Regions from separate parts of the Homo sapiens genome. Here region 1 is linked to region 2. A link is a loop called in an ENCODE intact Hi-C map of the cell type or tissue named here. Cell type or tissue: Caco-2. All regions are shown on one strand. Links, peaks and the distances in the headings refer to the core of each region. The heading gives the core; the rest is flanking DNA.

Region 1 (15,732 bases), core at 3,144-11,143, 49 kb before region 2:
CTGATCTCGAACCCCTGACCTCAGGTGATCTGCCTGCCTCTGCCTTCCAAAGTGTTGGGATTACAGGTGTGAGCCACTGCACCCGGCCTTGGTTGTACCTTTTTAAACAAAGAAACACAAAGCATCCCACTGATCACAGATACCACTGTCTCCTAAAATTCCTGAGTCATTTCATAGGGAGCAACCCTGGGTAGTCACAGCTGCTTTATCAATCCAGAAACTTCTGGGAAGTGGGAGACAAAAAAAAACTCCCTCTTTCTCAGCCCTTTTAGAGGTGGTCATTGCAATGTTAGCTGGTCAAATAACCAGCATATTTCCAGCCCAAGTCATGTTAGCTGTAGTTACACGTAGATGTAATTTTATCGTCTGAATGTTTTCCTATGTGTGTACAGTGTTTTTTCTGCATTGTGGTGAAAGTCAATAATTGAATCTAAAAGAGTCTAATGGAGTGACTTGTTACAGTGTGTATAGCACCCACAAGCATGGTAGAAACTTATAAGTGGAATTGGCTCTTACGGTTATACAAAAACATCCTTTTAAAAGGGCCCATTAGCCAGCCGCGGTTTTTTCAGTGCCTATATTGATTCAGAGTAAGATATCATAATAGTCTAGAAACTGACACTGAGATATTAGTAGAGTAAGCTGAAGATGGTATAGAATTGTGGTATCGAGACAAAAACAGAATAACAAGTGGCTTAAAAGTAGAAAACTCAGCAAGATAAGGACCACTTAGCTGTGTAAAACTGAAAGGTCCAAGTGAGGGGTGACTGAAAACATGAACTATGGGTAAGCATCCCAGGGATGGGTATTTCAAAGATTCTGAATAGAGATTTAATATGTAAGAATTGCAAGCCATGGAAAGGCTTTTCATTGAGGCAAATATCTGGTTTTTAGTATTAAATTTTAAAAAGACATGGAGGGCTCAGCATTCTGAGGTGCTGCAGTGTGGATGAGGGGCTAGAAAATAGGCCTGTGAAGAAGAGTTAACAAGATTACCACCGTTTTGCCTGGGAGAGAAAGCCAAGAGGAGTTTGATTATCAGGGTATGAAGTGTTATGATAGAGAAGTGTGAGCAGCAGATGTCTGCATCTGCTGAAGATGTTTTACAAATAAATTTTACATTCATTACTAAGAAGAACTTGCTGCTTGGGAGGTGGTGGATTTCCAAAGTGACTGTGGTCCTTTTTCACTAGAAGTCATAGGTGAATTTTAGAAATTATTTTAAAGTGGCTGGGCGTGGTGGCTCACACCTATAATCCCGGCACTTTGAGAGGCAGAGGCGGGTGGATCACCTGAGGTGAGGAGTTTGAGACCAGCCTGGCCAACATGGCAAAACCCCGTCTCTACTAAAAATACAAAAATTAATTGGGTGTGGTGGCGCATGCCTGTAATCCTAGCTACTTGGGAAACTGAAACAGAATCCCTTAAACCCAGGAGGGAGAGGTTGCAGTGAGCTGAGATTGTGCCATTGTACTCCAGCTTGGGCAACAGAGTGAGACTCCATCTCAAAAAAAAAAAATGTGTGTATATATATATATATTTTTTAAAGTAAATTCTAGCTTACAAAAAAGTTGCGAATATAGGACAAAGACCTCCAGTGTTCCTGTCACCCAGATCCCTCAACTATTAACATTTTATTAGATTTTTGACACTGAGATATCAGTTGGGTATCTATTTAAATCTGTCTATCTAAAACCATTAGCCTTTTCTGATCTGTTTGAGAAGTGCATATATGATGCCTCATCACTCCTAAAATCTTCAATGTGTGTTTCCAAAAGCCAAGGATGTTCTTGTACATGATCACACCATACAGCCCTCCTAGTGGTGAAACCAGTCCGCAGACTGCATCAGATTTCACCAGCTATCTTAACGATGCTCCCTTTTTTTTCCCCCTGGTCCAGTGGCTCACCTGCAAACCGCGGTTGCATTTGGCTGGCATGTCTCTTCAGTCTCCCTACATCTGGAACGATTCCTCAGTCTTTCCCTGTCTTTCATGTTCCTGACAAGTTCATAGAGTACAGCTTTCATTCTAGAGGGTGACCCTCAAGCTGAGTCTATCTGATGGTGTCTCATTACCAGACTGCAGTCGTGCTTTCTTAGGAATACAACAGAAATGAAGCACTACCTCAGGGCATGGGGTCATAGATGTATTCAGAGGTCTTCCTTTCTTTGTAATTTAATGACAAGTTGCTCACACTATCCAGTCATTCATTCTGCATGAACCAAGTACCCAATTGATCATGAAACTCTAGGGGGGGAATGGTAACTAATAAAAATTTCTAATGTGGAAGCAATTATGCTATGTTTCCTTCACTTCTATTCTAAGTTCACTCTTACTAGTGAGAAGGTAAAGATTTGTGATGCTATTAGTTAAAAATGTGTGTTTTTGTAATTTTTTTCCTTTTAATCTTTTTTTTTTCTTTTTAACATAGGCATACTGCAACCCATGGGTTGTGTTCCCCAAGTGAAGATTCTGTGTCTGGATTTTGGACCCCATATTCCCATTAAATGAATTTTGGTTAAATAGTAGTTTCCATTTAACATTATGCAAAGGAAAGAAAGTTATGTAACCTGTAATGTAGCTAACAGTGACTTTTGGGATGATCTTTTTTTTAAAGGAAAAGAACTATTCTGAAGATATATAGAAACTGATAATTAAGAGCTCACAAATGGAGCATGGGGCCAGCCCCTTTCCCTCAGGAAGCCAACCTGAGATCACCTCTGTTGGAGTCCTTATCTTTATTTCACAGCCTTTTGTTTAGGATTCTTTGCTTGGATAGAATATTATGTGGTTTCTTTTTTGGCCTTTACTTAATGTTAACTTAGATGAGCAATTTAGCTTCAATTAGGTGGGATTGAAACAAATAGTGGTGCTCAGATGGAACCCTCTGTGGCTAATCCTCCCAGGCACTCTTCTTGGGACTGAATGGCTTCATCAGTTTTATCCCCCAGCCCCCTGGTTTTGGCTGCCTCTGCTTCCTCTGCTGCCCAGTTCCCCCTCGTCCTTGCCCAGGCTGGTTGTGGGGTAAGACAGGTTTTCTCCTTAGCTTACTGCTAGCACTCACCTGAACAGCACAGGTTCAGTCTTTACTGGTAGTAGCTCCAGGAAAACAGCAACCTGTGACAAATAATGACACCATTACAGAGTTATAAAAAGAAATCCCTCCAAATTTGAAATGATGGTCTTAGAAGGCCTGGTCTTCATCAGATGTAAGTGAGGCCAGGTTTACTTTTCAGAGGTCTTTCTCTATCTCATCCACTTGGCTGTGCCCAGGCTTGTCTGGTTGAAAACAGAGCAAGCCACCAGTCTTCAATCTGTACACAAGATCTGATGGGACCCCATCACCGAAATGCCAGCGACTCAGAGAAGTCTGGCCACGTTACATTTTATATACTTATCTTGTTTATTATTGTCTGTCCTTCTCCCTAGAATGTCAACTCTTTGAGGGCAGGAGTCTTGGCTGGCTAGTTCGCCATATTAGTCTCCAGGCCTAGAACAGTGCCTGGGTCATCATAGGCACTCAGGAAATACTTGCTAAATGAAGGCACCTGCTTCTCAGACTTTTCCTATTGCATTTCCCCATTTACTTTGTGGATTTTATTCTTTTGTCTCCTATTGGTGTTCGTTTTGTTTTTTAGATTTCCCTGGCGACTGCTGCATACTTTTGTGCCTTTTGTTTTAGATGCGTCTGGCATTTTCTGCTTCTTAGACCAGAGAAGCATTTTCACAAAGGTGTGATTTGGTATTTGGGCTTTTTTTGACCTCTAATCAACACCTTGCAACAAAGCCATTATTTCAAAGAAGAGCATGGTCTAAATCCAACTCCCTGTTACTTATCATGTAATTACTTATAAAATGTTTTTTATTATAGTGAAAAGAAGAGATTGGACCTGGAAAAGAAACTTTATGAATATAATCAGTCTGATACATGCAGGTAAGAGACGACAGTGGGAACAGTTTTCAAGCCAGGTTCCATATATTAATCAAAAATGTAACCCTAATGTTATGTCATAAATATTGTAGTTAGAGTACTGGGTTTTTGGTTTTGTTTTGTTTAGTTTTTTTGAGATGGAGTCTTGCTCTTTCGCTCAGGCTGGAGTGCAGTGGTGTGATCTTGGCTCATTGTAACCTCTGCCTCCCAGGTTCAAGCAATTCTCCTGCCTTAGCCTCACAAGTAGCTGGGATACCTGAGATTACAGGTATGTGCCACCATGCTGGCTAATTTTTCTATTTTTAGTAGAGACTGGGTTTCACCATGCTGGCCAGGCTGGTCTCGAACTCCTGACCTCAAGTGATCCCCACGCTTCTGTCTCCCAAAATGCTGGGATTACAGCAGTGAGCCACTGTGCCCAGCCTAGTTGGAGTACTCTTACCATTCTCTTATTTTTAGTGTGTAATAATTTGAAATAAACAGTGCAGTTTAATATAATTACTATCAAATTTGGTTAAAATCGGTATGAGATCAAAATATGTTATTTTCATTATTTCATATTTGTTTTATTTCAAGAATCTGTTTTGCTTAAAAATCTTAAAATAAGACATAGCCTTATCTTTTTGGTTGCAATTTAAACACATTGAGCTTGTGTGATGATTAAGACATAATTACTGTAGTTGATCTTTCAAGGTACTACTGTAGGCAGGATTACCTGGTATCTCATTTGTTCATGGATATATGAGAATGACTATTAAAATTATAAGCAGTGAATAATATATTGTACGCATTATCCTTTTTAGGTTTCTTCCTCCACTATTAAGAGCAGATCTTAAATATTTTAATTTCTATTTTATAAAAACTGAACTTTATCCTTAAGCCAAAAGTATGGCATTACCTCTTATATTATTCATATGAAGAACTTCTGGCTTTGATAGCATTAAGTTTGTAATTTATCCATGTCACACTATGAGTGAGAAATGAAAAGATCTCATCCAGAAGAGAGAGAGGCCAAGAATCCTTTAAAGTCAAATTACCTATTAGGTCAGTTCTTTCCCTTGTCTTCAAAATTATTCTTTGGTTTTAAGATTTAGTGTACTTCCAAAGCTTCCAGTTGAGGTAGACAGCCGTATGACTCTAGTAACTCTGAAAGAGACAAGAAATCAGTTGTTTTGTGTGTGGAAGAAATAGCCAGCATTGTGGATGCTGTGGCCTCAAGAGTGGGCCCAAGTCTGAGGGGATCCTTGGCAGCTGCCATTTTTCTAGCCCATGGCTAAAGGGCAGAAGATTGTGTGTAGACGTTTCATGCAGTCTGTTCTTGGGAAGGCTCCTGGCCTTCTGGTGGTGGGAGGGGCAAGTGTGAGAAAAGGATGGGCACTTTTACCAAGCCGTCAGTTCACTGAGCTGCTGCTTCTCTCCCAGCCTCTTACTGTTTCCTGGAAGACAGAGGATATGATTTGCTAAAAATAGGCTTGCTTAGATTGCCTGTAGAAGAAAATCCAAACAAGGCTGCCTCCACCTAGTACCTGCCAGAAGGCAGAGTCTGAGACGAGGGTCTGTGTATAAGTGGTAATTTATTTGACAAGGTGGTCACCTAAAATTGGAGAGCAGGGCTGGGCTGACCGAAATAAGAGCTGTTCACTGCAGTGAGCACCTGGGGCTCAGTCCCTCCAGACCTTCAGAGGAGCCTTCAGAGGAGCAGTGTAGACTACCCTTCTGCTCCGCACAGTGTCTAATCCTGCGAAAGGAGATGGGGCTGTATTCCTACCGGTTTCTGACCCCCACTGGTAAGGGCAGCCCCAGGTGGAGTTAACTCCTTTACACATCTAGGCTTTTCCATGCTGCAAACTCAGAACGGCAGCCCTGAAATGCCAAGTGCAGCTGAGGCAGAGGCAGAGGCAGACGCTCTCAGGTTATACCACATGCAGCAGGCTGTGGCGGCTGTGGCGACTGTGGCGACTGTGGATGGTAGAAAAAAGGTCGGGCCAGGAGGCGTGAGGTGGGCACAAAGGGTGTCTCATCCAGCAGCCCACCAGACACGCCATTATCTGCACCCTTTTTAATTTACATTATCACCATCTCTCTCCAGCCTCTCCCTAAGATTCGACACTGACTGAAACGTCAGGCTCTTAAGCATGACGGGATGTTTTGTAATGTGGTATAAACTTCTAGGCTCTGTGGTTAGGTGCTTCACTTCCATCTGAGCCTCACCAGCTCTGAGCCGGTGACCTTGGGGCAATTACTCCAACATTCGGTGCCTCCATTTCTTCTTCTGTCAAATGGGAACAATGACAGCTGTGAGAACTCACTAAGATTCATACAAACCCTTAAAGCAGTGTCTGACCTAGAGCCAATTATTATTTATTACAATTTTATCAACATTCTTTTTCCTATTTTTTGCCGTCGAGCTTTCTGACATGCTGTTCCCCCACCTGGAATGTTTTCCCCTCATCTTTTCATTTTTGGCTTCATCAATTTTGATTAACTCTCATTCATCTTTCAGGTTTTTTTTTTTTTTTTTTTTCCCCAAGACAGGGTCTTGCTCTGTTGCCTAGGCTGGAGTGCAGTGGTGTGATCTCGGCTCACTGCAGCCTCTGCCTCCCGGGTTCAAGCAATTCTCCTGCCTCAGCCTCCTGAGTAGCTGGGATTACGGACACATACCACCACACCCGGCTAATTTTTGTATTTTTAGTAGAGGCGGTGTTTCACCATTCTGGCCAGGCTGGTCTGGAACTCCGGACCTCAGGTGATCCACCCACCTCGGCCTCCCAAAATGCTGGGATTACAGCCATGAACCCCCATGCCCGACCCATCTTTCAGGTCTTAGCTGAAAGTTATTTCCACTGGGAAGGCCTCCCTGGCCTTTTCAGCTAGGTCAGGTTGCCCGGTGTGTAGAAGTCCTTTTTAGTTTCCCTCATAGCATTCATCACGTATTTACTTATTTCATTGTTTTCTTTGTTGACCTTAGCTGAAAGACTTTGATCTTTAGAGTGCTGAATATATGGATAATTGCATGGGTAGATGAGTTACTCACTCATGTGGTCAGCTTTGAAGGTTAATGTGGTAGCTGGAATGGAACTAGAATTTGGATGGAGAAGGCATAGTACAATTGTACCCACTCCGGGTAGACACCACCAGCAGCAGCTTTACTGAGTGCCTGAGTGTGAACGACAGTATGTTAGGTTCTACCTCTGTTACAGTTACTTGCGTCAAAAATGCAGAGACATGGGCAGCAATAAGACCAGCCTTCAGTTTTTATTCAGAAAGAAAAATGAAGACAGCCAACCATGGTCAAAGCGCAGAATTATTAACACGATAAAGACTTTCTTGAAAATTGTTGGCCTAGGATTGGAAGTTTAAGATCTGTTGTTAAACAACTTTGGACATCTCCAGCATCTTTGCAAATCTTTGTTTTGAGGGTGAATATTTTTGTCATTTTAAATTTTATTTTTGTTTGATGAAAGAATGTTGAATAATTTATTGAGCCAACAATTGAAATGCTGTATAACAGGGAAGAAGAGTTAGGATTAACAGCGTTGGTGCCATGAGAAAAGTCGACTACACAACTTGAACTATCCAGTATGTTTTTTTATGTACAGAAAAATTGGAATGCAGAATATGTTTTTGCTATTATACTTTGGATAAGAGTCTGAAAGTTTTTTTCACAGTTGGAGTAATTATAGTCCATATATTATAAAATATTTTAATAGTGAATTATATTGTAGCAATTTCTAACAAGTATGTTTATATTATCTAAATGAGAGCTTTTGGTATTTTACATTTTTAAATTTCTTTTTAATTTCTTAATTTTATGGGTTGTGATTTGTAGTTTGATTTAATTCCATATGAGCAGTTATTTTTGAAATTGTCATATGTAAGAATGTTAGTGAGCCATTCGTCGAACATGTCCACATAGACACTACTCTTGAAATCACATTTAATTTTGAGAAATAAATCCATAGAAATCTTTACTGTGTGAATGTTAGAATGTGGTCTTATATATATTTCTCAGGGGAGTTATGCTTAGAGGAAACCGATATGATACCTCAGTGGTGCTGCATTAACTTTCTCTCTCCAAAAATGTGTATATACATTTTGTTGTTTGGGTTTCGGTGGTTTGGGTAAAATACCTTAGAATACATTGTCTCATTAACAATTTTGATGAAGAAAATTCCCTTTCTTAGATTCGTCCAAGTCTAGTCCATTGTTTTAAAACTGCTTTTAATTTTCTAGAGTTAAGCTGAAATATGTAAAACTAAAGAATTATCTGAAGGAAATATGTGAATCTGAAAAGAAGGCTCATACTCGAAACCAAGAATATTTAAAGCGATTTGAGCGTGTCCAAGCTCATGTTGTACACTTCACCACAAATACAGAGAAGCTTCAAAAACTGAAGGTGACTTCCTGTTTTTTACTGTGTTTTATTTTATTTGTTGTTGTGTGTTTTTTTTTTTTTCTTCAAGATGAGACCTCACTGTGTTACCCAGGCTAGACTTGAACACCTGGGCTCAAGCAGTCCTCCTGTCTTAGCCTCCTGAGTAGCTGGGATTACAGGTGCACACCCCATGTAGCTGTGTACCTCCCGAGTAGCTGGGATTACAGATGCACACCCCAGGTTTATGTTTTGTTTTTAATCTTTTTTTTGCTAAAATGAGAAATAATGAGTACTAAGTTTCAGATCAGTGGTAGTCACTAATGTTTTGTTGTTCATAATTAGGATTAAGTATCAGCTTTTTCTGTGAATTACCATGTGGCTGAATTTTATCAGGGAACTTGAAACTGCATTTTCCAAGATTCTTCTTTAGTTAAGGAATCAATGGGATATCTCTAACACAGGCAAGATCACTAGCCAGTACCTGGCACGGTGTAACACATGGTATTTGTTGGCTGAATGACTGAATTTGAGCAGCATTGGGGTTCTCTCTAGAAACTGATTCTGTCTTGAAAGGGTTCTTTTTCTGTGGTCTGGGCCCCTCTTCTCTGGCAAACAGTGCATTGGGAGAGTAGTAAGGGTAGAACTGTCCCCGAGGAGTTTGCCTTTATGCTCCTGGTCTGTGTGACCCAGAGTGACTGCCCTTGCAGCTCTCTCTGGTTCTGGCACCTTTTTCCCCTTGAAGTGCAGGTGCTTGGCTGCCTGCTGCTGCTTGGCTTCCTGCTGCTCCACAAATTATGCCAAGTGTGGAGGGCCAGGAGCTAGGCCTTTATCCTCACCATTTGCACTGGTCAGGTGTTGTCCAATGTAACCCATCTTAACACTGGTCACAGGAGGAGTTGGATTCAGTATTCTGCCTGCTAGCCTGCTACTGAGCCCCCCTACCTTTTTTTTTTTTTTTGCCCTGCAGTTTTTCTTCAGCCTTTTATTGTAAAATTTTCAAATACACAGAAGAGTTAGCATAATTATTATGATGAACACTCATAATTCTCCACTTAGATGCAGTAGTTGTAAATATCTTGTTATATTTGCTTTGTATGTGTATTTTTTTTTTTCTCTGAGCCATTGAAAGTCTGCTGCAGGCATCATGACACTTCTTTCCTAAGCACTTGAGCGTGGATCTCCTAAATGCAGGGACAGTCTCCTACATAATCATACCATTATCACGTCTAAGAAGATTAAAAATGATTCCACAATTTGCTTTTTGAGACAGGGCCTTACCATGTCATCCAGGCTGAAGTGCAATGGCGTGATCATGGCTTATGGTAGCCTCAACCTTCTGGGCTCAAGCGAGCCTCCCTCCTCAGCCTCAAGCTGGGACTATAGGCATGCACCACCATGCCTGGCTAATTTTTTATTTTTTTGTAGAGATGAGGTCTCACTATGTTGCCCAGGCTGGTCTCGAACTCCCAGTCTCAAGAAATTATCCTAACTTGGCCTCCCAGAGTGCTGGAATTATGGGTTTGAGCCACTGCACCCAGACATAATATTTAATTTTCAGCTCGTATTCAGATTTCCCCACTTCTCCCAAAAAGTAACTTATTTTTCCAGACTAGGAGCCAACTAGGGCTCATGTATTGTTTTCTATGTTATTGATTATTGTGCCTTTTTTGTCTCTTTTAATCTAATTTAGTCTCCTACCATTCCTCCTTTTTTTTCCCCATGTCATTGGCTATTTTGAAAAAGGCAGTCCATCTGCTTGTAGAGTGATCCGCATTCTGAATCTAAGGCATCATTTAACTTGCACAGCATCCCCTGTATTTCCTGTGAACTGGAAATGTGGTCTAAACAAGCACTGTCCAGTAGAATTTTCTGCAGTGATGACAATGTTCTGTATCTATGCTGATGCTATCTAATACAGCTACTGCTCATATATGGCTGTTGAGCACTTAAAATGTGGCTTGTGACACTGAAGACTGTATTTTTAATTTTGTCAATTTTAATTAATTTTAATTTAAATAGTTACACCTGAGGTTATACTTCCAACTGCATCCCATCAGGAGGCCCATGATGTCAGGTGGCCCCTGGGTGAGGCTGACTTTGACCCCTTGGTTAAGATGATGATCTCTAGATGTCTCTATTGTAAGGTACATTTTTTTCCCCTTTTGCATATTAGTAACTCATCTATAGAGTGATGGGTTGGCATCATGGGAATATTGTGTTCCTTAGTATCCTTTTACCTAATGGTTTTAGAACCTATAGATCTGAGCCTTGCCTGAACCAGTTATTTCTAGTGGAGGTTATGAAAAGTGGTGATTTTCTGTTTTATTGTATCTTCTGTTAGCTGACTTTCCTCTATAACGAAGAATGTTTTCCCCCTTTTCTTTCTTTCAACCTCTTTTTTTTTTTTTTTTTTTTTTTTAAAGCCTACAACAGCACCTGGTATTCCCAGGAAGTCTCCCATCCAAGTATGAAACCGGCCCAACCCTGCTTAGCCTTCAAGATCAGATGAGAGCAAGCGTGTTCAGGGTGGTATGGCCGTAGGACCTTTTTTTTTTTTTTTTAATGTTATGATGGACTTGTGAATTTCTATTTACTAGTATGTTATCAATTACAGTAATTATTCTTTTTGTTGTTTTATCGTCTTATATTTGGCCAATTGGAGTCTCTCCAGATTGGCTCCTGTGTCCTTTTGACATAACCCCGTTAATTCTGAGCCTTCTTTGATCTGGGGCATAACAAGATATTCCAGGTTTACCTCACATTTTTTCTCCCTCAGATATGGAATTAACCTCCTATCCAAGGAGCTGTGGTTCTTTTTAATGGAGAGGGGTATTTAGAAACCAAGATATATGGTTAAATGTGTTCAAGCAATAGCAAGTTTTAGCTTCCCAATTTTTTCTTTTAGTATTCATGAAAAATGTTTAAAGTTCAAAAAAAGTTGTCATTATCAATGTTGTAAACCACTTTTCAAAGATTTCATGGAGAAAATGAAAGTGATGGGCAAAGGAGGGAATTTTGTCTTCCCAATAAAATAAAGGAAATAATAGAACATTTCTGCTTATCTTCATATTGAGGCTTCATTTAATAGTTGATTTCTTATTATAACCAAATTTGAGAGGAAGGAATTTGAAGGGAAGAATCATCTTTTGTAATTTTTTATATTGAGAGCATTCATTATATAAAATAGGATATGTTATTAAAAAAACCTTGTATGAGCTGCTTAAGACTATCAACATGGGGGACCATTTTAACATGACAAACTAGATAGGAATATGAAAAGCTTTATTAATAAACATGGTTCAAAAATTATGTAGGTGTTCCTTATTTGAATTTTGGATAAGGAATGCCTTTAAAAAAATTCTTCTAGTAGCGTAAAAGACCAAATCATGGCACTACACTCAGGAAGGATGTGAGTTCCATGGAGAACTGGACTTTGGCCATCACCCTAGGTCCAAAGCCAATGAATGTTTGTTGTGTGCCTACGAACCCAGACAGCAATGTCAGCGACCCCTCCAGTGATCCCATCTTCTTCAGCAGGCTGTGCAGTGAGCTGAGGTTCAACATAGGGGATGTTTGTCTCTGGTGTTTTCCCATTTCTTTCTGCTTCTTCCTTTTGGGCCAGAGTCCAGAGGTGGCCCAGGTATGCCAGAACCACTTGTCTCCTCTTAATGCTGCCATCCAGGTATCAGATGTTTACCTCCTTTCTTGACTGACCTCACATAAGTCTTGGGAGAAAGGTGTTCACAGTGCATTGCCCACACACCCCAAAATGCCACAGGTATTGCACCTTGAACAGACTACAGTTAATACAAATGAACTTCAAATTGGTAGAATTCCAGAAAGTGCAACCAAGTGAAGCAGTGTGAGAGAAGTGGGGGTTTTGCCCAAACTGATACCAAGTGACTTTCTCCCACTTTGTAGAGGTGGGCTGGGCCCAGTTCACTATATAATGCTAAAATCTCCTAAAATGAGCTAAATACTGAAAACACTGTCAACTGATTTTATGACTCATAATACTTTATTTGGAGGCCTATAATAATTTTCAGGGCTTTTAAAGGATATTGACGTGTTATGTAGTTTTGAAAATACAGTGTTATATCTATGCTGCTACTTGTCAGTTGGATAAAGGGGCTGAATAAACACAGTTCAAAAATATAAATATTAGGTCTGGGCATGGTGGTTCATGCCTGTAATCCCAGTGCTTTAGGAGGCTGAGGTGGGAGGATCACTTGAGGCCAGGAATTCGAGACCAGCCTGGGCAACATAGTGAGACCCCATCTGTACAAAAAATTTAAAAATAAAATTTAAAAATTAAATTTAAAATTAGCCAGCTGTAGGAGTGTGCACCAGTAGTCTCAGCTGCTCAGGAATCTGAGATGGGGGGGGATCATTTGAGCCCAGGAGGTTGAGGTTATAGTGAGCTATGATGGTGACACTGCAGTCTAGCCCTGGCGACAGAGCAAGACCCTGGCTCTCCAAAAAAAATTAATAATAATAAAGTAAATTAAAAAAACCCAAGAATGTAAATATTAGTATTAATGCTGTGAGGAGTCTGCCCTCCTCTCCCTCATTCTGCCCCCCTACTCCCTGTATTAGCTGCTTTTGTAGAGGGGGCCCCAGTTGGTCCTAACTTAAAGCAGTTTCACTCAGGTCCCCATTATCCTTGTCTCAGGTTGGGTTCTCCCTGAAGCAGACCTGGAGAACAGGGATTTGACGGTAAGTGGTTGATTTGGGAAATAAGGAATATCAGTAGGAAATGGGGGAAGGGAGGCAGGGAGGGCACTGGGTGTATTATTAAGCTAGCTACCATAGTCAGCCTGGCGCCAAATCCTACAGGGAACTTCTGGTAAGTGGTTTGCACATTCGGGATATGTGTCCAGCAGCTCCTAAGCAGCATTGATTGAGGACTGCTGAGCAAGGTTGTAGGTGGTAGGGAATTAACCAAACACTCTCCAGAGCAGCCTTCCCAGGTTCTGAGAAGCCTTAGGCACGGAGCCCCAGATTCCAGAAGTTAGGAGTGCCCAGAAAGGTCCTAGGGATGTGTGTAGAACGTTGCCAGCATCTGCCTTAGCCTACCTCATGGCAATATTGCCAGGCATGGGGTCTACATGTCAGGGCATTCAGGGAGGATCCCCATGGCAGGCACAAGAGTCTTCATCTGGTTAGGTCTCTCCTTGGCCTGAAATGCTGGCCCAGGCTTTTGAGGACAAAGCCCAGGTGCTGGTCTCTGCCTGCACAGAGCAGCCTCACCCTTATTACTCCTCCCAACACACACACACACACACACACACACTCTCTCTCTCTCTCTCTCTCTCTCTGTGTTTGTCTCTCTCACACAAATACACAGACGTGCACATTTTTTCTCCTCATCTCTCCCTAATTTCCCCCCTCCACCTTCTCCTGCCATCCCCATTTCTCCCTCTTATCTCTCCCCTGTCTCCTATTCCTGTCTCCTTGCCTCTTCTTGCCCCCAAATCTGTCTTCTCCAGATCCTCTAACTCTTCCACCCCCATATCTTCCCACTGTCTCTCTACATCTTTATCTCCCGCACACGTACACACACACTCTCTCTCACACATACACACATACACACTCTTACATGCACCCGCGGTGCTTTAAGCATGCTGGACAATTTGCATTTCCTTGAAAGCACCACATTATCTCATACCTCCTTCAATTAGAAGGCCTTTTTCCCCCTGCCCTGCCTTAGGTCTGTGTCATAATTATCTCAGTAAGCACTTCCTTCATGGTATTATAATTGTTTACATGTCTGTTTTCCCACTTCACTGTGAGCTCCTTGTCTTATTATTTCAATGCTCTCAGTATCTGACCCATAATATGGCACATAATAAGCACTCAGTAAGCATTGAGACTTCCCCCTTGACTGAAATTAATTCTTCCATATTTTTTGTCTCATTCTGTTATGGACCATGAACTACTACTATGTGAGAACTAATGTGGTATTGATGATACTCTTTATTATACCTTCCCAGTTAGCATTTCTGTTTAATAGCAGAGGTATTCTGAATATATAATGTCATTATTTAAAGATGTGATTCTCCAGGCCTGGACAACATGATGAGAACCTGTCTCTACAAAAAAATAGAAAAAATTAGCTGGATGTGGTGGCATGTGCTCTAGTCCCAGCTATTTGCGAGGCTGAGGTAGGAGGATAGATTAAGCCTGGGAGGTTGAAGGGCAGTGAGTTGTGATCATGCCACTGCACTCCAGCCTGGGTGACAGAGCAAGCCCTTGTCTCAAATAAATAAATAAATAAATAAATAAAGTAAAATAGATGTGTTTCTCCTTGAAAATTCAGTCATTAGGTTATGTATGCCTATAAGGGGCTAATATTTGAGAACAAGTCTTTTGAACTCTGATTTGGTTTCTGCTGAGGATTGTGACAGACATTGTGAGCAGGGCACAACCTTCATGCCCCTGGAGGGCAAAGTGTGTAGCAAATACCACTTTTTATCAACCAAAGTGTCTTGCCTGTTAATATGCATTAGTTGAACAAATGAACGTTCCCCCATATCTTTGGTAAAAGTTCACGATCTAAGAGGAAGCACAGATATTGGAAAAAAATAGGAGAAGAGAAAACAAAAGACTGTGAAGCTTAGTTGCATCTCTCATACTGACTTGAGGATCAAATCAGCCCATTATGTAACTCTCTGTACCCATTTCCTCAACTCTAATGTGAGGAGACAGGGCCAGCAGATTTTAAACGTCGATTCAGTTCAATTATTCACTTATTCTGTAACTTGAGAATTAGCTGTGCAACCCTGAAAAACAATGAAAAAGGAAATCTGTAGCAAAAAAAGATAGTGGTGGCACTTTCAGGCAAACAGTAAAGTGATGGAGGGGAAATTGACGGAAGTGAGAATGCAGAAAGTATCATAATGGAAAACGTTTGTGAGCATGGAGAGAAATCCCAGAGACCTGAAACTTCTGCCAGAACCTCCATCAATCCTCCATCAATCTGTTAATCGTTGTTAACAGATTTCATTAATTCAGCTGAAATAAATTACATGTGCATACTGAGGAAGTAAATGGAAAGGTTCTGCTAAATTTAGGTGGGCAGCATCAAGCCAGTGCTGTGAAGCAATACAGTGACAGACAGAACAAGTTACCTGATGGATTAACTCAGTGCTCTTGGGTTTATTAAAACAGATTTCTTGGGTTGGGGCAGGGGAGATAAGGGAATTATTTATCCCTAGAGGGGCTCCAGACCAGGAGATGTTACTGGGGCATGAGTAGGCTCTGGAGAGCGCTGTGGAAAACTCCTGCTCTCCAGTGTTCCGGACATGGATAATAACCAGGTGTTGTATGCAAAAATAAAAAAGAAAAAGAGAACAAAGTATTTTTTGATGGAAATCCATGGTCCCAGGGGATATAGACTTACATTCTGTATCATTAATTTATCAT
Region 2 (15,732 bases), core at 4,964-12,963:
AGAAGGGAATAGTCCTGAGACCTGATCCTCAGCAAAGTAGGCAATAATCGTAGTCACAGCCATTGTCACTTGGTGTATAGGAGATATTAAAAGAAGTCTCCATTGGCCAACAGGAATGAACCCAGGTCTCCATCCTTTGCCAGCCATCTCACCATATGGGATTCTAGCCTCAGTCAGAAGAACATGAGTGACATGGAGCAAAGGCAGGAGTTAGATAGGAACTGAGAAGCACTTGGTGAAGGTCACAGCCCAGGTCACCAGAAGACTGAAACCTAATCCAAGTACCATAAAAGGCTTCCCCTCCCCCATACCTTGCCACCACATCAATAGGGATCCTGTATAGTAGCAGGAAACAATTATACAACTGAATGAACCACATGTCTCAGACCTTAGTTAAGTCTCTAGGAGGCCAGGCATGGTGGCTCACTCATGCCTATAATCCCCAACACTTTGGGAGGCTGAGGCAGGCATATCACTTGTGGTCAGGAGTTTGAGACCAGCCTGACCAATATGGTGAAAGCTGGTCTCTACCAAAAAATACAAAAATTAGCCAGTCATGGTGGCACACGCCTGTATTCCCAGCTACTCAGGAGGCTGAGTTGGGAGAATCACTTAAATGCAGGAGGTGGAGGTTGCTGTGAGCTGAGATGGTGCCACTGCACTCCAGCCTGAGCAACGGAGTGAGACCCTGTCTGAAAAAAAATGGAGGCTGGGCACGGTGGCTCACGCCTATAATCTCAGCACTTTGGGAGGCCAAGACAAGTGGATCACCTGAGGTCAGGAGTTCAAGACCAGCCTGGCCAACAGTGCAAAACCCTGTCTCTACTAAAAATACAAAAATTAGCTGGGTGTGGTGGCGGGTGCCTGTAATTCCAGCTACTTGAGAGGCTGAGGCACAAGAATTGCCTGAACCTGGGAGGCAGAGGTTGCAGTGAGCCAAGATCGCACCACTGCACCCTATCCTCAGTGAGAGAGTGAGACTCTGTCTCAAATCAGTCAATCAATCAATCAATCAATCCGGAAAGCTGAAGACAAGGGAAGGAGACAAAAACAAGGACACCCAAGGAAAGTTTAGCCTCTGATACCTACATTTGCAGCTGCAACAGACAATAAACACAGCCTAACTTCTAACCAGATGAACATAAAACCTCAGCTTGAAGGCCTGTGTACCTGTTCACCCTAAAGGACTATTTACCTAGTACATCATGCCTGGCTTTCAACAAAAAACATTACAAGGCACAAAAAAGGCAAAAAAAAAAAAAAAATACAGTTTGAATAGACAGAGCAAGCATCAGAGCCAGACTCAGATATGGCAGATGTTGGATTTTTCAGACTAGGAATTTAAAATAACTGATTAATATGCTAGGGCTCTAGGGCTCTAGAGCTCTAAAGGAAAAAGAGGACAACGTGCAAGAAAGGATAGGTAATGTAAACAGAAAGATGGAAATTATAATAAAGAATAAAAAAGTAATGCTAGAATTAAACTCTGTAACAGAAATAAAGAATGCCTTTGGTGGGCTTATCAGTAGATTGGACTTGGTAGAGAAATTATGTCTAGCTTATTTCACTTAGCATGTTGTCTTCAGAATTCATCCATGTCAAGATGTGTGTCAAAATTTCCTTCCTTTTTAAGGCAGAATAATATTTCATTGTACGTGTATTTTCTTTGTCCATTCATCCATTGATGAACATTTTGGTGGTTTCTAGATCTTCGCTATTGCGAATAGTGCTGTGATGAACACTGGAGTGCTAATACTTCTTTGAGATCCTTATTTCAATTATTTTGGATAAATACCCAAAAGTGAGATTATTGGATCAAATGGTAATTCTAGTTTTAATTTTTTGAGGAATCTCTGTACTGTTTTCTATTTTACACTCCCACCAACAGTGTACTAGAGTTCCAGTTTCTCTACATCTTTGCCAGTGCTTGTTATCTTTTGTTCTTTTTGTGAATAGTCGTATGAACTGAAATTTTTCTATGGTTTTGATTTGCATTTCCCTGATGATTAGTGATGAGCATCTTTTCATATACCTCTTGGCCATTTATATGTTTTATGGAGACGTTGAAGAAATGTTTATTCAGGTCTTTAGCCCGTATTTTAATCAGGTTATTAGTTTTTTTGCTGTTGAACTGTTGGAGTTCCTTACATGTTTGGGAAATTAACCCCTTATATGTGTTTTGCAAATATTTTCTCTCATTCAGTAGATTGCCTTTTTGCTCTGTTAGTTGTTTCCTTTGCTATGCAGAAACTTTTTAGTTTGATGTAGTCCCACTTGTCTATTTTTGCTTTTGTTGCCTGTGCTTTTGGTGTCGTATCCATGAAATCTTTGCCAAGGCCAATGTTATGAAGCTTTTCCCCTATGTTTTCTTCTAGGAGTTTTAAAACTTCAGGTCTTATATTTAAATCCTTAATTCATTTTGAGTTGATTTTTCTGTGTGGTATGAGAGTCCAGTTTCATTCTTTTGCATATGGATTTCCAGTTTCTCCCAATACCGTATGTTAAAAGACTGTCCTTTCCTCATCATATATTCTTGATACCCTTGTCAAAGATCAGTTGACTGCATATGCATGGATTGATTTATGGGCTCTCTATTCTGAATGTTCCATTGGTCTATATGTCTGTCTTTATGCCAATACCATACTGTTTTGATTATGGTAGCTTTGTAATATATTTTGAAATCAGGACGTGTGATGCCTCCAGCTTTTTCTTCTTTCTCAAGATTGTCTTGGCTGTTCAGGGTCTTTTGTGATTCCACATGAATTTTAGTCTTGTTTTTTTATTTCTGAAAAAAAATGCCATTGAAATTTTGATAGCAATTTCATAGAATCTGGAGATTGCTTTGGTAGTATGGACACTTTAACAATATTAAATCTTATAATCCATGAACATGGAATTCTTTCCATTTGCTTGTATCTTCTTTAATTTCTGTCATCAATGTTTTGTAGTTTTTAGCATGGAAGTCTTGTACCTCCTTAATTAAGTTTATTTCTAAGTATTTTATTCTTATTGGTGCTATTGTAAATGGAAATATTTTTCTAATTTCATATTCAGACAGTTTGTTGTTAGTGTATAGAAACACAACTGATTTTTGTATGTTGATTTTGTATCCTACAACTTTACTGAATTCATTTATTAATTCTAACAGTATGCATCTGTGTGTGTATGTGATCTTTAGAGTTTTCTATATATCATGTCATCTGCAACAGGGACAATTTTACTTGGATTTGAATAGCTTTTATTTCTTTTCCTTGCCTAATTATTCTGGCTAGGGCTTTCAGTACTGTATTAAACAGAAGTGGCAAGAGTGGGCATCCTTGTCTTGTTCGTGATCTCAAAGGAAAAGCTTTCAGCTTTCACCATTGAGTATGATATTAGCTGTGAACTTTATATATGTGACCTTTATTAAGCTGAGGTAATTTCATCCTATGTCTAGTTTATTGAGAGGTTTTTATTGGGAAGGGGTGTTGAATTTTGTCAAACAGTTATTCTGTGTCTATTAAGATGGTCATGTGATTTTTATCTTTCATTCTGTTACTGTGGTGTATCACATTGATTTTTATATGTTGATTCATTCTTGCATCCCAGGGATAAACATCTCACTTAGTTATGATTTATGATTCTTTTAATGTACTGCTGAATTTGGTTTGTTAGTATTTTGTTGACAATATTTGTGTCTATATTCATTAGGCATATTGGTCTGTAGTTTTCTTTTTTGTGGTATCTTTGCCTGGGTTTGGCATCAGGGTAATGCGGGCCTAATAAAATAAGTTTGGAAGTATTCCCTTTTTTTCAGTTTTTTTGGAAGAGTTTGAGAAGTATTGGCATTAATTCTTTAAATGTCTGGTAGAATTCACCAGTGAAGCTATCTGGTCCTGGGGTTTTTTTGTTTTTTTTTTTTTTTTGATGGGAGGTTTTTGATTACTGATTCAGTCTCCTTACTAGTTTTAGGTCTGTTCAGACTATTTCTTTATTAATTAGTCTTGGTATGTGTATGTTTTTAGGAATTTATTTATTTCTTCCAGGTTATCCAGTTTGTTGGTTTGTAATAGTTTATATAGTTTCTTGTGATCTTTTTTAATCTCTGTGATATCAATTGCAGTGTTTCCTCTTTCATTTCTGATTTTATGTATTTGGGTTTTCTCTCTTTTTTCTTAAGTAGTCTAGCTAACGGTTTGTCAATTTTGTTTATTTTTTCAAAAAAGTCTTAGTTTTATTGATTTTTTTTCCTATTTTTTGTATTCTCTTTTTCATTTATCTCTGATCATTATTATTTCCTTCTATCTACTAACTTTGTGCTTGGTTTGTTCTGTTTTTCTACTTAAGGTGTGAAGTTAGGTTGTTGATTTAAGCTTTTCTTCTTTTTAAATGTAAGTTTTTACTGCTATAAACTTCTCTCTTATACTGGTCTTGCTGCATCTTCTAAGTTTCGGTATGTTGTATTTTTGTTTTCATTTGTCTCAGATGTTTTCTAATGTCCCTGTTGATTTATTTTGTGATCCATTAGTTGTTAGTGTGTTGTTTAATTTCCACATGTTTGTGAATTTTACAATTTTGCTTCTGCTATTGATTTCTGATTTCATTCCATTTCATCAGAGAAAATACTTGGTATGATTCAGTCTTTTTAAATTTGTAAGACTTGTTTTGTAAGCTAACACGTGATCTGTTCTAGAGAATGTTTTGCCAGCACTTGAGAAGAATGCTATTGCGTTTGGGTGGAGTGTTCTGTATATGTTTGTTAGGTCCATTTGACCAGTACTGTTATTCAAGTTTGTTGTTTCTTTGTTGATTTTGTCTGGTTGTTCTATTTATTATTGAAAATGGAATACTGAAGTCTCCCACCAGTATTATATTGCTATGTATTTCTCCTCATTTTCAAACTCAAAAATCTGTGAGTTTTTGGTTTGCTCTTTGCTCCTTTTTTTTTTTTTTTAATAAGGAAATTCAGGCAGTTTTTTAAAAAGATGATGACGATGACAACTCTTTTCCTAGAATTTTTTTCACCATTTTATATTTAAGTAAATTATGACATTTTGGGGCAGTCTCCCAAGTAAGTGTTAAGGTGCCCTACCCCCACTCTCTTGGAGCCAAATAAGTGGTAGGGGGTGGGGCGAGGGACGGGTGCAAGGGGAGGAAAAGTCAGGAAGGCTACTGAGAGCATAGAGCCGACTTCAGCCTCTGTTGGGAAGGGAACCAGCAGTCAAGCCAAATCCTACTACGGGTGTAGCAAAACTCAACTTCTTTCAATACGAATTTGAGATCTAAGAGTAGTTTATTCTGGTGGAGCAGGCTTACCCATGGTTTCAGAAGTTAGAGAGGAGACTCTGAGAGTCAAGCCCTGGTTGTTCAAGACCCAAATAAGGCAGGAGAAAGCAGGACATAGGCAGGTTTCCAAGAAAATGAGCCCAATAGCATTCAAGCCTCAGTGACAGGCCAGGTATAGGTACTCCAGTCAGTAGTCCCAGCTGAGCCCAGTAGTTCTAGCCCAAGCTCCAGATGTGAGTTTAGGAATCACCAAATAATTCCAGTCCCTTTATTCCAAGTCACCCTCAGATGTTCAAGCTGAGGCCCCAGACATCATGGAGCACAGACAAGCCCTACCCATGTCCAGATTACTGAACCACAGAAGCCATGAGGATTATAAAAAGTTGTTGGTTGTTGTTTTATACCACTAAATTTGGGTAGTATTTTATTATACAGCAGTAGGTAACCGGAATAACCATGATGACTGGTTTGGCTAGTTGAAGGAGATTCATCATTCCAGATTTTGAGGGCTGCAGTATGAACAGAGGCCTGGAGATAAGCAAGCATGGCCCGTATCTGGGAACTATTGTTTCTCCAACTGAAGGAGTGGCTCACATGCCAGCAAACAGCACCACTGTAGGCCCAGGGGATGCAGTCAGGGTCTGCAAAGTGTCTTTTCCTCACCTCTCCAGTCCGCACACAAGAGCAGCCACCTGGTCTTGCCTCATGCTGGCCCAGCCACACCAATGGCAAGGGTTCTATTGTTAACTCAGATTTTTTAAAAGGACAAAGAGGAGACATGTTAGGGGCAGGATGCACATTTGTCATTTTAAAATATCTCCTTAAATTCTTTTCAATGAAACACAAATTTGAATTACTGAAAAGCCATCTATCCAAGTTTTTTTTTTTTTTTAGACAGGGTCTCACTCTGTCACCCATACCAGAGTGCAGTGGCGTGATCTTGGCTCACTGCAACCTCCACCTCCCAGGTTCAAGCGTTTCTCATGCCTCAGCTTCCCTTGTAGCTGGGATCACAGGCATGCGCCACCATGCCTGGCTAATTTTTGTATTTTTAGTAGGGATGTGGTTTTACCATGTTGCCCAGGCTGGTCTTGAACTTCTGACCTCAAGTGAGCCACCCTCCTCGGCCTCCCAAAGTGCTGGGATTACAGATGTGAGCCACTGCACCTGGCTTCTGAGTTCTTTTTTAAAACTTAGTTTTCTGGCATTGTTGAACATTCAGCTATTATCTTGATATATCAGGATGCTGTTGGTTGCCAATAACAGGAACACTGTCTGAAACACAGATGCTTAAACAAGAAGTGCATTTGTTCTGTCTCATTTCTGGAAGTCCAGAGGTAGAGCAGGCCATGGAGTTGGTTGGTACTGCCCATCACTTTTGTTGTCAAAGACCCAGATCCTTTCCATTTCCCTGCTCTGACATCCTCAGTGTTGACCTCTTCCTACAGCCAGGAGCAAAGTGGCAGCAGCAGTGCTATTATGGACTAAATGTTTGTGTCCCTCTAAAATTCATATGTTAAAGCTGTAACCCTCAGTGTGATATTTGGAGAAGGGACCTTTGGGAGGTACTTTGGGTTAGATGAGGTCAGGAAGGTAGGGCTGTCATGATAGAATTAAATGCACTTATAAGAAGAGACACAAGAGAGCTCTGTCTCGCCCCCACCGTCTGAGGACACAGTGAGGAGTCAGAAGGTGGATAAATACCAAGGACCCCATCTAGACACCACAGCCTTATATAGCTTCCAAAGACAGAAAGAGACTCTCTTCTTGAGTCTCTGTTAGAAGCAAGGAAAGTATTCAATAGACTTCCCCTTGCATCTTGTTGACTAAAATTTGTTCACAGACCCATTCCTAAGCTAATTACTGGCAAGGGTTATTATAATTGTTCTAGACTAAGGAAGCCTTTTCTATGGAAGACCAAATAGTAAGGCCAGGCGCAGTGGCTCAGCCCTGTAATCCTAGCACTTTGGGAAGCCAAGGTGGGCGGATTGCCTGAGTTCAGGAGTTCAAGACCAACCTAGGCAACATGGCGAAACCCTATCTCTACTAAAAATACCAATAATTAGCTGGGCGTGTTGGTGTGCATCTGTAATCTCAGCTACTCGGGAGGCTGAGGCATGAGAATCACTTGAACCCGGGAGGCAGAGGTTGCAGTGAGCCGAGATTGTGCCACTGCACTCCAGCCTGGGCAACGGAATGAGACTGTCCCCCCACCAAAAAAAAAAAAAAAAAAAGACCAAATAGTAAATATTTTAGACTTCTTTTCTCCTCTCCCCTCCCTCTCTCTGCTCTTTATCTCTTTAAATATGTGCTCAAGAGCTATACAACAGCAGGCTGTGGCTGGATTTGGTCACTCCTGGCTTAGATTAATCACAGTCTACTCTGGAATGAGGCAAGGGGTTATTGCCCCATGAGTTATACAAGGGAGAGGTTGATTACTAAACAAAATTGGGGTCCCATGAAAAGGAAGAAGGGAGATGGACACTGAGTAGGCAACTGCACGATTGCTAAATTTGGTCCAAAGAAAGGTTAGTAGATGCAGAGAACAGCCAAAGGGACTGAATCTGGAGACAACTCTACCCCAGCAAGGTGTTTGTCCTGTGACTGGTGGGTTAAAATGGGAATGCAACAGGCAAGTTGTTTGTGATGAATAGGTATTGCTTTCATAATCAGAAAAAAAATTAAGACCATCTTTCAGAAATGTTCTAAAATTCGATTGTGTGATGGTTGCACAACTCTGAGTATACTAATAAAAACCATTGACGTGTACATTTTAAGTTAGTGAATTTTATGACATGTGAGTCATATCTCAGTAGAGCAGTTAAAAAAAGAATCTCTTGAATTCCAAAGCTTAAAAACCATGGACCGCAGCTCTGTGGTGCTTGCTGTTTAGAGGCAAGGGCGCCTTTGGCTGTGTGGCTAGCTTCACGGCTTTCACGGATGGCCTTGGAAATCTTCCCATAATGGGAATGCTTTTAATGACCATTTCTTTTTACATATGTGCTAAATATTTTTCAGGCCATGCAAAATATTTTACATTTTATAATCAAAGAATTAGCATGCTTACAATAAAAATAAAACTGATACAGAAACAGTAAATTACAGGATTTTTTTTTGTCCCTTTTAACCCTTTTTAAAGTGTATTTTCTCTTTTTATGCAGTAGGACTCATTCACTGCATATGTCAATGCAGCCCAGTGGTAGACAGTCTTCAGGCTGGCTTTGCCCAAGCCTCAGATGGTACCAGTGGGCTCTGACTTCTCTGTTTCCCTCTGATCTACTCCGTCTGGATCAACTCAGTTCTTAGGCCCTGCAGCTGGAGAATTTTTCCCTGGCATGCTGAATCAGAGGCTGTCATTGGCTCTGACCACATCATATGCCCATCCCCTACACAATCACTGAAGCAAGGGCAGAGTCCATTGGCTTTTACCTGGATCTCATGCTTCACTCAAGCTGTATGGGTTAGGATAGGGGAGTAGTGGTTCGTCAGAATAAAACTGGGTTCTGTTAATGGTTGCCAGGTGGCAGACCCAACACTTTCCTTCTCTGCATCCCTGACATCTTTTTTTTTTTTTTTTTTGAGTCAGAGTCTCGCTGTTGTTGCCCAGGCTAGAGTGCAATGGTGCGATCTCAGATCACTGCAACCTCTGCCTCCTGGGTACAAGTGATTCTCCTGCCTCAGCCTCCCAAGTAGAGCTGGGATTACAGGTGCCCACCACCACACCCAGCTAATTTTTTGTATTTTTAGTAGAGACGGGGTTTCACTGTGTTAGCCAGGCTGGTCTCGAACTCCTGACCTCAGGCGATCCACCTGCTCGGCCTCCCAAAGGGCTGGGATTACAGGCGTGAGCCACCACGCCCGGTCCCCTGACTTCATTACTGCCTGTTGTTGCCCATTTCATTCTTCCTTCTTTAGTTCTATGTGGCATACTTTCCCTTTAATTATCTTTAACTTATAGTTCTCACCTTTGAAGAATAGCAGTTGAGCTTCTAGTGACAGACTTTTGGAAAAACCAAGTTTGTTTTAAGGTGGGATTTGACAAAGAACCTTCAAGCTTGATAACTGAGTGGGAAAGCTTCCCTTCAGTGAGGGAAAAGTGTCTGCAGGTAGGCCAGGTGAATGAGACACCCTAAAACTTGAAAGTTAAGCAGGAAATAAGACTTTAATGTTTCCTGGGGCCTCGTGTCGTGGCATGCCTTTTATCCCAGCACTTTGGGAGGCCGAGGTGGGAGGATTACTTGAGGCCAGGAGATTGAGACCAGCCTGAGCAACATAGCAAGACCTTGGCTCTATAAAAATAAAAATAAGTTAGTCAGGCATGATGGTACACACCTGTAATCCTAGCTACTCAGGAAACTGAGGTGGGAGGCTTGCTTGAGCCCAGGAGTTGGGAAATACAGTGAGCTATGATTGCATCACTGCATTCCAGCCCAGGCAACAGAGCAAGACCCTGTCTCAAGGAAAGGAAAAAAATAATTGTGTGTGTGTGTGTCTGTGTGTACGTGTGTGTATGCACGTGCACGTGCTTTCTGTACTTTTATACTGAATCTATTTTGAATTTGGGTTGGAAGCTTTAGAATATTACCTTAACCTACAAGAGAGATGTGAGGAATAGTTCTGAGTCCCCTATCTTTTATGGCTTTCAACTATTTTTCTCACTTTTTTTCTGACGGTTTTCCTTTGTCAGTGTAAATTCATTTTGATTTGCTTGTTATTTTGATGGACTGGAAATGTGTTTTTAAATCTGAAAACAGTACTAGTTTCAAATTTGTTTTCTTTACTGTAGTGATTCTCAGATATATTTTAGTAAAATTATTCTACCTTTTTTTTTTTTTTTTTTTTGAGACGGATTCTCACTCTGTCACCCAGGCTGGAATGCAGTGGCATGATCGCGGCTCACTGTAACCTCTGCCTCCTGGGTTCAAGCGATTCTCCTGCCTCAGCCTCCCGAGTAGCTGGGATTACAGGCAGCCACCACCACACCCGGCTAATTTTTGTACTTTTAGTAGAGACAGGGTTTTACCATTGTTGCCCAACAGGGTCTCGAACTCCTGGCCTCAAGTGATCCACCCACCTTAGCCTCCCAAAGTGCTGGGATTACAAGCGTGAGCCACCACGCCCAACCCTACTTTTTTTTTTTTTTTTAAACAGAGTCTTGCTCTGTTGCCCAGGCTGGAGTGCAGTGACGCCATCCTGGCTCACCACAGCCTCAACCTCCCAGGTTCAAGCAGTTCTCCTGCCTCAGCCTCCCGAGTAACTGGGACTACAGACGTGTGCCACCATGCCCTGCTGGAATTATTCTACATTCTAAGTTCATAGGAAAATTAATCTTTGAATTTTGAGAACCGTCTCAAAATTGGTTTACTAAAACTTGGGCACCTGCTATATAGTTTGCCTACTAGAAGATAATAAAATGAATGAGAGTACCAAATGAAAAATAATGGAAAGTATGGAAGTTGCTGATCTCGACAGATTCTTAAATCATGGACGTATGTGTTAATGGTTTGATTTTTATATTGTGTACATATATTTATTGTTTACTAGTAAAAAATGTTCTAATTTATGTGATAAATGGAATATATCAATACTTCATGGCAAAAATTTTTGTGAATTTCAGGTGTTCTGCCACCTTAAACGTTGAAAAGCACTGCTTTCCAGGATAGCCAAATCCCTAAAAGAATTTCTGGTCATGAGACTGATTATCCTTACTGATCAGCTGTGTCACACATCACATGGACATATGATGTCCATGTGATGGACTGGACTGGGCATGGTTGTTTTAGGAGCATGACTGGCATCTGTAATCATGAGTACACTTGGAATCCGTTTCTTCCGTTTCGAAAAGTCCACTTACCCGGAATTGGGACTTGTCTGACATCCCCTAAACTCTGACACTGACAAAAGAGGTCATTGCATCTGGTTCCCAGCTACTTCCATACTTTCCATTATTTTTCATTCGGTACTCTCATTCATTTTATTATCTTCTAGTAGGCAAACTAGATAGCAGATGCCAAAGCTTTAGTAAACCAATTTTGGGAAGGTTCTCAAAATTATAAAGAGTAATTTTCCTAAGAACTTAGAAAAGACCACTTTACTCAAATGTAGAATAATTCTACTAAAATATATCTGAGAATCACTACAGTAAAGAAAACAAACTCAAATCTAACAGGCTGTCCTAGGAGAGCCAGTTAGCTTTTGTTGTTTTCTTGCTTACATCCCGCCTTCCCTTCTTCCACACTTAATCCATTTATCCATTCATAATACTTGTTCTTGTCCACTTTCATTTTTCTTATTTCTTCTTTTTGTCTTTGGCTTCCTCTTAGCAGCTTCTTAGACAAACAAGCACTTGAATAATAAATTGATTCAGCATCTTCAGTTTAATACAGGGCAGGTTGAGCATCCCAAATCCCCAAATCCAAAGTCCGAAATGCTCCAAAATCTGAAACTTTTTGAGTGCCAACATGATGAATGTTTATTGGAGCATTTCAGATTTGGGATACTTATATTCCAAAATCAAAAAATAAAAATTAAAAAAAAACACAATTCAAAATCTGAAAAAATTCAAAATCCAAATTCCCAACCATTTCAGATAAAGGATACTCAACCTATATTGATCCTCTAAGGGTTCAACAGCAAACCAGCCCAATCCTTTCAGCCATCCTATATTTGGTGTCTACCATGCTCAGGGAGCAGGAGGCATGATATTCATAAGCCAGGCATTTCACTGTTATCATGGAAGTAGACCCCGAGCAAAGTCAGAACCCAGGATGGGACCTGCCCTACTCATCTGAGTGCCCCCTCAGTGGAGGATAACTCTGTACTAGACCCATTCCCATTCATCAGACTAAATTGGCCTCTGTGGAGACTCACTTATCCTAGAGAAGTGACATGGCAGCTTATTTCAGGGTCTCAGCATTGCCTGAGCCGAAATTCAGTAAGCCTATCCACCGTGCCATCATGCCTTCTTGTTTCCCTTCTCCCTGAATCCGCTCACCTAGTGTAACCCTCACCAGCCCAGTCTGAGCCTCCTCGTCTCCTCTCTTAAACACACGTGTATATATGGATAGAAACAGACAGACAGACATGGAACAACACAGCAGAGTCTGATGTTTTGTTTTATGGTCCTGCGTCAGCCGTTAATCCTCACAAAGATAATTCTACCTTGACAACACCAGATACCTTTTCATCATCATCATTTAACCTCTAGAGTTTAATGATAGAACTGATTATAATGTCTAGTAAATTCTTTATGATATGTTTGTAGTATTTTAAAACTTTTTGAAAATACAGAGCCTAATTGTATTAAATTTGGGGAAGGCATAAAGTTGTATGATAATAAGACATTTACCCTCGTTGGGCCTCAGAAAATGACACCCCAAAGGGAAGGCCCCAGAAGTAAGTTTCTCTCTGATCTTCTCCCACTCTCCTGTACCTCAGCCTCATTTTCTCAGAGGTAAGCTTTAGAAACTAGAATTCCTTTTCCTCAAAGTGAATCATAAAAACCTGAACCCATTTTCCCCAAAGCCAGCCATAAAACCTAAAAATATTACTCGAATTTCCCTCCTGTATTTCTGTGGCAGAGTTGGCCGTAAAGAAATTCTCTAACCTACCCTGTTTGATTGTGAGTCGTAAGACTCCCCATTTCAGAAAGGGTCCTGCCCCATACCAGGGAGGAAGGAACACTGCACAGAGACGCCAAGAAGAATGAACAGACAGGCCTGGCAGAGTTTCCCCACTCAGTCTGTTAGCATTCAATCATACTTACCTTCTTGGCCAAGCACAGTTCTACATGGTTGTCTGTTCTTCACTGAACTTCAGCATAAAAATGGAAAGTTTTCCCAATATCCTTAGGTCTTCAATCTGAAGGCTGCCATGTCACAGAAAACAATGATCAAATAAAATTTGTTTTGTTTTCTTCTGTTAACCTGTTTGTTATAAGGGTGTTGACTGTGACCCTTATGATGAGGAGGAAAGGGATCACCCCTTCTGACCCTACACCCTCCACATTTTTTTTTTTTAGTAGATATTTAAAGCGGTCACTTTAGGTAGCTGGCTCCATAATAAGCCCTGGAGATCTGTTTTGCATTTTATTTTATTTATTTATTTATTTATTTATTTATTTATTTATTTTTGAGACGGAGTCTTGCCCTGTCACCCAGGCTGGAGTGCAGTGGCACGATCTGGGCTCACTGCAAGCTCTGCCTCCTGGGTTCACGCCATTCTCCTGCCTCAGCCTCCCAAGTAGCTGAGACTACAGGCGCCTGCCACCACGCCCAGCTAATTTTTGTGTGTGTGTGTTTTTTTGGTAGAGACGGGGTTTCACCGTGTCAGCCAGGATGGTCTCGATCTCCTGACCTCATGATCCACCTGCCTCGGCCTCCCAAAGTGCTGGGATTACAGGTGTGAGCCACCCCGCCCAGCCTGTTTTGTATTTTATTTTAAGAGACGGAGTCTTGCTATGTTGCCCAGGCTGGTCTCAAACTCCTAGGTTCAAGCAGTCCTCCCACATTGGCTTCCCAAAGTGCTGGGATTAGAGGTATGAGCCACCATCCTGCATGCTGTTTATGCATCTCAGTTGGAGAACTCAGCCAGCACCCTAATGACTTCACCCTTCTATGGCTGCTGATTTGGAAGAAACCCAGGGAAGCAAGAGTAAATTTTCCCAATCTTTACCTGTCCAGTCAGGAGGATTTTTTCAACCTGAAAAAAACAGAACCCCTATTCGGTTAAAGGGGTTAAGTTTGGGATCCATAGAATTACCAAAGAGAGAATGCTATTCATTTCATAAAGGATGTCTGCCACCATTACAAATGATCCTTGGCTATTAAAAATGGGTGATTGGTTCAGGCGGTTTAAGGGTGGAGGAACAAATGCGTGATGGGTTCTCTCTTTAAGGGTGGATGGAAATACCTATTAAAAATTCTCCCAAGCCTTCCAGCTCTTCATTAAGAAACTTTTTTAAAAAGTCATATGGGAGAGGGTTCGTTCTGAAAATTAAAATGGAACAGAATGATGAGGTCTATTCAGAGGCCAAAGTGGGGAAAAGGCAAGGGTTTTGCTTGTGCAGCCTGTGCTACAATGAAGAGGACCTTAGTACAGACGGATGGTGCCCTACCAAATGTAGCCCATAATTCAAGCTGTCAGCTTCATCACACTGTTTCCAGGTAAAGAGAAGGAGCCCTTGTTTCCTGGGTAAAGAGAAGGAGCGTTGTTTGCTGACCCCTGGTCCACAGCCTGCCGTGGTCGCCTCGCTGTGCTGGCCTTTGTGTTGCTGTCCCCTCCTTCCCTCCTTTTTGGCATTGTGCTCCCTTCAAGTGGCCCCCTGGAAGGGACCACCCAGGGGGCTGCACAATGGAGATTGAGGTAGCCACAAAAACACAGGTTTTGTAAGACAGCCCTTTAAAAGAAAAATACTGTTTAACTATGTATGTGTTTGTCCTTTCTACAACTGTTTTGTGTGGCAAACAAAACCCTGTATACAAACTTCACTGTGGCCTCACATACAGCTGTTCCAGCCATCGGGTGTCAGGCTTGAGATAGTCGCTTCCAGTTTATTTTCCCAGGACACTAATTCTTGATGTAGTTTCTAGTTACATGCTTAGATTTATGGCCAAGAAATGTGATATCAAAACAAGCAAATTGCGCTGGCTTTATTAAACTATTTTATCAGTAGTCCTCACAGTTGACGGCTGGGCATTGCTCCTGGGTGAAATTTGCCTGTAATGCTGCTTAACAAAAGCTAGCAGCCCGGAATTCAGTTCTCAATAGCCATTTACACCTCTGTAAAAGGATTAGCGCTAGCCAATTGTTACACTGTTTAAATCTTAATTTGCATCACTATGGGGGTAGAGCTTCTACAGACCTCTCTGGTTCCCAGTTGAATTTGTGTACCTGTGGATGGGAGAGTCACTAGAGATTTCTCTTATTGATGAAGGTGCTAAATTGCCTCGGGATAACCGGTATGCCACAAATATTGAATTAGCCTCTCAGGTTCCAACTGACAGACAATAGTCTGCTTTGGTTCATTAGTTATATTTTATAGCAGTTGTGGTCCTTGAGTATTTGGTACTTGGATGCATTCTTCTACATCTGTTTCAAGTAAAAATTTTCATGGGTCTTAGGAGGATTTTAAATGTTGTTATTTGTAAGTAGCAAATTTCCTTGGGAATTATATGCAAAACAAAAAACAGAACGTGATAGTTTTAAAAGTAATCTTTTTCTATCCAGACCATATGTTTTTAAAGATCAAAGCCTTTTTATGTTTAGAATTGCCCTGTCAATAGACAATAGATGAAATTGTCTTTTCATAATGTAAAGCTGGAACTACACATCAGTTTCAGATGCTCAGCCTAGGCCTGAGTGAATTCTAATTGTAAGATGGAGGAGGAGGGAGGTGGACAGGGAGGGAAACTAGCAGGTCAGGAGCATGGCAGGAAGAGAGGGTATTAAACTACATTAAATGGATGA

Evidence for each region. A loop is a pair of places that touch in the nucleus more often than their neighbours do. Peaks named below come from ENCODE experiments on the same cell type or tissue, not always from the same donor. Only the 100,000 strongest peaks of a DNase experiment are listed, where the experiment ranks them.
Region 1: it touches region 2 in a loop (2.1-fold over the local background); 11 of 110 quality-filtered maps call a loop at or near these places.

The regions. Positions count from the first base shown.
Region 1 is chr20:21,128,225-21,143,956 of GRCh38, forward strand. It overlaps KIZ (kizuna centrosomal protein), which reads left to right. Exons shown (of 13, transcript NM_018474.6): 2 at 3,873-3,935; 3 at 8,166-8,328. It also overlaps the pseudogene RNA5SP477. Among named protein-coding and RNA genes, the nearest start is that of KIZ, 10 kb to the left of the region's middle. RefSeq lists an enhancer at 8,239-8,448. In Caco-2, for the core only: no CTCF peak of the experiment used is centred there; no DNase peak of the experiment used is centred there.
Region 2 is chr20:21,175,321-21,191,052 of GRCh38, forward strand. All of the region lies in intron 6 of KIZ (kizuna centrosomal protein), which reads left to right. Among named protein-coding and RNA genes, the nearest start is that of KIZ-AS1, 35 kb to the right of the region's middle. RefSeq lists enhancers at 5,578-6,078, 14,203-15,176, 15,177-15,732 and a silencer at 14,889-15,183. In Caco-2, for the core only: no CTCF peak of the experiment used is centred there; a DNase peak (open chromatin) is centred at 9,661.